2 separate regions of the Homo sapiens genome follow, and region 2 is linked to region 1. Evidence: chromatin contacts called from ENCODE Hi-C data. All regions are on one chromosome and are shown on one strand. Each heading gives the region's core, a stretch centred on a gene start or an enhancer-like site at or near the end of the contact. The rest is flanking DNA. Distances are from core to core; before and after follow the strand shown.

The links. A loop is a pair of places that touch in the nucleus more often than their neighbours do.
Region 2: a map of mammary epithelial cell shows a loop between it and region 1 (2.4-fold over the local background). The contact joins the promoter of GLRA2 here to the enhancer-like site in region 1. A Hi-C loop is called at or near these places in 2 of 168 maps with a recorded cell type or tissue (Calu3 and mammary epithelial cell).

The regions. Positions count from the first base shown.
Region 1 is chrX:14,397,189-14,401,031 of GRCh38, reverse strand. No RefSeq gene overlaps it. Among named protein-coding and RNA genes, the nearest start is that of GLRA2, 130 kb to the left of the region's middle. Within about 2 kb of position 2,076, at least 2 of the 41 ENCODE cell types and tissues checked have a DNase peak (open chromatin) inside an H3K27ac peak, as active enhancers do.
Region 2 is chrX:14,527,342-14,530,934 of GRCh38, reverse strand. It overlaps GLRA2 (glycine receptor alpha 2), which reads right to left and starts at 1,399. Exons shown (of 9, transcript NM_002063.4): 1 at 810-1,399. The coding sequence starts at 877.

The DNA of each region.
Region 1 (3,843 bases), core at 827-3,326:
ATAAATATCCCTAGCCTACCACTTAGTTCTATGAGGATACAGGGAGAGGAAGTAGGAGAGAATATGCAGACAGTAATTTCTAACTCATTGAACTGACCGAGATGTAATTAAGTAACATATAAAGTGTTCAGTCCTGAGGCTGCAAAAGAGAATTCACTCAAGATAGGTAAGCTTCAAAAATAATTTTAAGGAAAATAAAGATAACTTCTCTGAAAGTAATATGCCACTTACAGAGTTCTATGAGGTTAAATAAGGACCTCTTCCCATACCACCCCCACCCCCAACCTTAATTCACTACCTCCAAGCTATTTTGGACTTGAAAGCCAGAAAATCCATCTTATTGGAAGTGTATGTAAAGTAAGAGTAAATAAGTGTTGAGGTTACTCTGAGTAGCTTTCCTGTGAGCAAAGGGCAGAAATATTGATACTGTGGTCATTCAGAGCCATTTTTATAACTTATATTTTGTTCCTCACTATGTGTCTGATAGGTGACAACTTAAAAACTGAGAAATATAGGATTTTTTTTCTTTCTTATAAATGTCAGTAGACTCTAACAGCATACTCTCCAAAAATAAGCATTAGTCTGGAAAAGTACTGGAGAGAGGTTTTTTCTTCCCAATAAGCCAAGAAGTCAATACATTAAGACTTTTAATAATATTTATAGCATCTAGGTATCTTATTGTATGTTGTCTCAAAATTTTTATTCCAAACTGATGTAAAATGATGTACATAACAACATATGAACAACCTATAATGTCAAAAGTATAGTTATACATCAAGATTTGAATCTCAGAATATCTTTCTAATATATTTAAATGGCAGTTAGCTCATCTAGGCAGTTCTAAAAGACTAATAAACCATGATTTAGCTAGACGCTAATATCAATAATACGTGTCTGAAGGCTGGATCAGTTTAGGTGTTAGAAGGAAGAAGAAAATGCCTTTACTTTTAGTACTCTTTCATTTCCCTTTGTGAACTTTGTTTTGCCCTTTATTCCCCTTTCTTAAGAATATCCATGTCTTCATGCTGTCCCAAATGTTTCACCCCTTCCCCATCAAAGCTCTGTGAAGTTGAGATAATAGTTCAGTTAAAAGCAGTCTGAACTAATTCACACTAACGTGAGAATGATTTCTTAATCCTCCCAAAGGAATTTGAATTCTTAAAACATAGCTTTCATAACCTAATTAAATCTTCATTATCATAATTCAGGCACTAAGTAGAAAATTTAACTAAGAAAATTCAATCAATATTTGGTGAGCTATTTGAAGTGAAGGGTGAATATTTAGAGCCATCACTGCCTTGGGAATTGCTTTTCATAATCTATTCCCTCCTGCTAACAGACTTGAAAATTCTCTGACATCTACTTCCCATGCAGTAGTGGCTCTATCTACAGAGAGCTGTGTAAATGGGCATATTTTTATACCAAAAACTAGTATGTCAGGGCTTCCTTTAGAAGATAAGAATAATCATTTTTGAAATGTTTGTGTTTTATTTTTATCTCTTGCAATTATTCTTTCTGACTTTGCTTTTTATCTTCGTGATGGACTTGATGGGGAAACAATAATGAGTAGACCCTGAAAAGAAAACACTTCATTCTCTATGCTTTCTCTCATTCTGTCTCCACCAATAAATAAATAGATAAATAAATAAATAAATAAAATAAATAAACAGGAAGCGGAGGATAAAAGAAAACAAGCAAAGACAACTTACATATTGAAAGTAATTATTCATTCCGGATCATGACATAGAAGAAAATATTTTAAACAAGGCTTGCTGCTATATCCTGCAGTAAAAGTGAATACTAGCATGAAAGAACGTTATCTGCAAAAGCAGTGAAAGATTACTGTTAAAGTTAAAAGATAATAGAATTAAGTTCCTTGTGGTCATAAAAACATATTAGACACAATTACAGATTCTGGCCTTCTAGTCAATGAACACCTGATTCTTGACATAGTTTTAAGGATAGCAGTGTGTGGTTATGAACAATGGTTATAAAATCTAAATTGCATTATTGATTCATAGTCCTGTGATTCCTTGTTTACTCTGTGCCTGATGACAAGACGGCCTGCTCTTTTGCAACACCGTGAAGCATGTCCTAACACTACTTTAAGTCCTGCTGGAGGTCACAGATCCAGAAGAAATAGAAAATTATTCTTGCTCAACTTTTAAAGATTCCTTTGTCTCACCCAAGCATTCTCACTGATTGAATGAGTAATTCTCATTACTATGCCTGCACTGAGGTCCTGTAAACCATGCCTGTCTTTCTCCCTTCTGACCTGTTTGGCTGAATTGAAAGAGGAATGTGGGGTTTTACTTCACTTTTATCTTCACTTCTCAAGGAACAGAATTCTCCCAACACATCATTTATGTTTTAAAAGAGACTTTTCCTTAAGGAGCTGTTCTGTTCTTAAAACTTATAGCAGCAATCTGATATTAAACAAAGCTCTGGTCAGTGAACTCCAATCACAAATGGAATGCATAACTTGTTCATGCATTTGTTCACAGGGATTTATTAAGCCCCTAGTATATACCAAGCACTAGATTAATTGCTAGGGCAAAAATAGTGAACAAGAGAGACAAAGTCTCACTTTTTATGAAGCTCAGCACCAAGACAGAAAGACAGACTTGAATGATAATTACAAGATTGAGGATGTTATAAAGGTGTACACAGGGTATACACAGGTGACCAGTGAAGGCCTTTGGAAGAAGTAACATTTAAGCAGAAATCAGAAGGTTTAACAAGAACTGGAAATGTTAAACGTTTCCAAATGTTGAAAGGAGGGGTTATACAGAAAGAACAGCTTATATGAATGCTGTGAGATGAGAGCAAACATGACTTATTTGCAGAAAAACAGTTCCTTATAGCCAGTAACTGCGAAGGGATAAGGCTTTAGATATAGGCATGATTCGTATCACAGGAAAAGCTTATAGTCATGCCAAAGATTTGGTCTTTTTCCTACAGGCCATGACATATTTTTAAGTTGGGGAGTGACATTTGCATTTAAAAACTATCTTTCTGGCTGTAATTGTAAAAATAGATTTGAGATTTGCAAGACTGGCTGTAAGGAATGCAATTATGAAGTTGTTACAAACCTCTGGTTCCAGCAACATGACAGACTAAGATAGCAGAAAAAAAAACTTCCTAAAAATATTGAGACATTCTGTAAAAAAAAAAAAAATAGTGTAAGGAAGTATGTGTGGTCATAAGAAAGACAGATGACAGAAATGAAGATAGAGCTACAACCCCACAGAAGCCAGAAAGTGTGGCCGGACACGGTGGCTCATGCCTGTAATTCCAGTACTTTGGGAGGCTGAGGTGGGCAGATCACCTGAGGTCGTGAATTCGAGACCAGCCTGACCGATATGGAGAAACCCCATCTCTACCAAAAATACAAAATTAGCTGGGCGTGGTGGTGGCACATGCCTGTAATCCCAGCTACTTGGGAGACTGAAGCAGGAGAATCGCTTGAACCCAGGAGGCAGAGGTTGCAGTGAGCCGAGATAGCACCATTGCACTCCAGCCTGGGCAACAAAAGCGAAACTCTGTCTCAAAAAAAAAAAAAAAATATATATATATATATGTATATATAATGTGTGTGTGTATATATATATACACGTATATTATATATATTTTTTAAGATGTGTTTGTATAAGGAGGAAATTGAACATAGAAGAACTGAGATACAAAAATTAATAGTGATGCCAGAAAGTATGAATATAAAAATATAAACATATTGGCTTTAACACAATAGTAATTGCAATTGAAAAGTTTGGGAAATATCAAAAGCAAGTTGTACTAAATTCTGAAAATGATATGCAAAATGGAAATTAAAAGACTGAATAT
Region 2 (3,593 bases), core at 150-2,649, 130 kb before region 1:
TTTAGAGTCCTATACTTTGTTGTAAGAGCATCTCCTGTCTCTGCTCAGTCTTCCACTCTCTGTTATTAGATGACTATTTCACTTACTGGTAATGATTTGATATTTTGAGGTATCAATTGATTTGGCAACTATTCGTAAACCATGTAGAAAATGCAAGCATGAAAATAGTAATTTCTCACTTTTTAAAATTATGCATGCTCCACTTCTCATATGTACATAAATACAATTATGTCATATTAACTAAATTTTGGTAGGCAATCCATTTCCAAACAGATTGAATAGTAGAATATAGTAGTAAAAAGAAATTTTTGATATTTCAAGAAAATTCCTGAATTGTAGTCCTCATAGTATGCTTCTAGTTTCTGAAATATAACAGAAGTCCCAAGTTGGCTGAGAATTAGGGATCTTTTATATTTTATCTAAAATGAGCATGCTCCTGCCAAATTAATACAATCATCTTATATGAAAAACACTGCACCCAATAATCTCTTTAAATTACTTTCAGAAAAATAATTACCCTTATATAGAAATGTAAAGAGCATGCAACTCATCAGACTACCTTAATATCACGTTGGCTGTGAAAATGTGTGTTGAATTGCATAGAGTGCGGCTATGCATCATAAAACTTGCTTTTGTGAAAAATTTACCACCCTCCCACAATTATTAGGCGTTTTAAATGAACAAAAGATATCTAACTTTCCTCTATAAAATTAAAATAATATAGTCCAGAGCACAGATAAATACACAATTACATGACACATTCTCTTTTAAACAATTTAAATATCAACATGCAAAGTCGTTTCACCTACCTGAAGTGGTTTGTCTCTAAGAAAAATGCAAACAAGGCTGTCAAAATGTTCACTAGCTGCCGGTTCATTCCTGTTTCTGTGTTGCTTGTGGAAAATATCCCGAAATGATTCCAGAAAGATGCTAGGACAAAGTGTCTGTTTATTGTCCAGATTCAAAATTTGGCAGGAACCTAGTTTCCTTGAAAATCAAAAAGAGATTTGGTTTTGTACAGTTTGCTGAGAAAAAAGAAAAAGTGCCAGTCCTGGGCATCATGGTCAGGTCAAACCGAGGCTTGGGACCATCAGTTAACCCAGAAAGACAAAGCCTCAGAACTGATGAATCCCCCAGCTGCTTTTCCTGAATAATAAAAATGCTGCTACCTTAATCGCATCACCATGCAAAGGGAGTTGGTGACAATGCCATGCTAGATAGCTGTGGCTTTTGTTTTATATCTTTTCTGTTTAGCAAAGCCCTTTTTCTAGAAAATGTTTTCTTTTAAAAAGAAGTTGTAAATGAGAGAGAAGAAAGGACTCTGCGCGCTGGAGTGGGTGGGGGGAAGAGGGAAAAATTGCTGAGATCCTGTGCTGGAATGAGGGCTATAGAATGAGACGGAGACGTGATCTTACCCAGCCTATAAATTTCAGCACTCGGACAGCTCCAAGCTCTGAAGTGCGCATGTTTCCTTTTTCAGTTGCTTGGGGCGGGGGTCGGGGAAAAGCATTCAAGAGGGGACGTGCCTGCTGTTCGAAGGCAAAGAGTGACTGGCCGTTCAGCGAGGGGATACTGAAGGGGGTACGATGACAGCAAGAGGAGAAGAGAGGTCGGGAGACGGAGAGGGTGAGGGAAGTGGGGTCTGAGCTCCTGGAAATGCTAGGCTGTCGGTGGGTGGGCGGGACGGGAATTTGAAGCAGAAAAGGGAAGGGAATAAGGTTTAATCGTGGGAAAACGAAATTGGGGGAAACAGAGAACAGGATTCAGAGTACTGAAATTATAATAAGGGTGTGGACAGTTCACTCTTTGTCAGTGCAAGCCGGAGGCAAAGAGGAGTCCTGTGCCGAAGAGAAGGGAACATTTCCTTGGCACAGAGAAGCCCGCGTGCAGAAGAAGGTTCATGAAGATCGATAATTTAATTTAGAAGTCCTTTATGCCTTCCTCGCCTTTTTAATGTTTTCATTTGATTTTAGCCGCCTAGTCCCAAAGGATCTCTCTACCTCTGTACTAGGGAAAGCCCCTTCCAACTGAGCTTTCTTCAGTGGCTCAAAATCCTTGGGCATCCGCAAGTCACAGATTTGTAGAAAAGGAAATGAGACAATGGGCCGGCAGGGGGCAGTAGCAATCTTTTCTTGCCATGGTTAAAGGTTAGAGCAGGGCTCCATGTTAGAAATGGAGCAAGGAAAAGTGCAACTGGGAGTTTAGTTCATCTGCCCATTCCAGATGTTAATCACTAGGAACAGTCATGTAATAAAGTGCATATGCTATTCTCCTAAATTGGCTAAAGGGACTGAAAATAGTGGAAGTTCATAAATCTGTACAAAAGTCTGACGAGTAACCCTGCTATTTCAAATCAAAATTACAAATATTATTATTAATAAAAAAGAGGAAGGGTAGATAGTCCAATGCGGATAATTAGCAGCTTCTGGGAAGGGGGAATGAAAAATGCATGTCCTACCATAAGCTAGGAGAGTAACCTACTTTTTGTGGAATATTCCTTGTTAGTCACCTATGTGCTTTACTGGAGGTCTTAATTTTAAAACAAAATAATATGATTAATTTTTACTCCGTAAATGACTAACTTTGGATCAGTTTAAATATCATAGTAGAGTAACAATGAATTCTATGTTTTTAAGAAGTAGATTCAGAGAAAAAAGATGGCAAGTTCTTTTTACCTTTTAATGTTAATATAAATCACCAGAGGATCTTATTGAAATGCAGATTATGATCCAGTAGGTCTGGGGTGGGGCCTGAGATTCTGCATTTCTAAGAAGTTCCTAGCTGAAGTTGATGCTGCTTGTCCACAGTTCACACTTTGAGTAGCAAGAGTCTATATGCCCTTTCATAAGATGTCTATCCCAGTAAGACAGTGAAAATACAGGAATCTCTTTTTAGATGAAATGCAGTAGTGCCCAAGCATTCTATTTACATACAAAATCAATTCTTCAAATATGTTTTCTTAACTTTCAAAGCCTAGAGAAAATGATTCAATTTAAAAGAAAAACAGTATGGTGTAGTGTGAGACATCCCTGGACTGCAGCTTCAAATCTGTTCACTTCCAAATTCATCCACATGGAAACTCTAGACCTGATTTTATCCCTGCTGTCCTGACCCAAAAAAATATATAAAATCAATTCCTGGAAATATTTCTTCAATTGGTTCTACATGGAAAAATAGCACAGATTTTTTTGTGTTCAAGATTCTTTCCAAAAGAAAATTAGGTATAAAGATAGAAGAAAATTATTTCTCTCAAATTTAAGGTTGTAACGATGCTTAAATAATATAGTCTTTGTAAATCATTTCTCTTTTTTTTTTTTTCCCGAGATGGAGTCTCACTCTGTCACCGGGCTGGAGTGCAGTGGCGTCATCTCAGCTCACTGCAACCTCCACCTCCCGGGTTCAAGCGATTCTCCTGTCTCAGCCTCCTGAGTAGCTGGGACTACAATCACATGCCACCATACCCAGCTAATTTTTGTATTTTTAATAGAGACAGGGTTTCACCATGTTGGCCAGAATGGTCTTGATCTCTTGACCTTGTGATTCGCCCACCTCAGCCTCCCATAGTGCTGGGATTACAGGCGTGAGCCACCGCG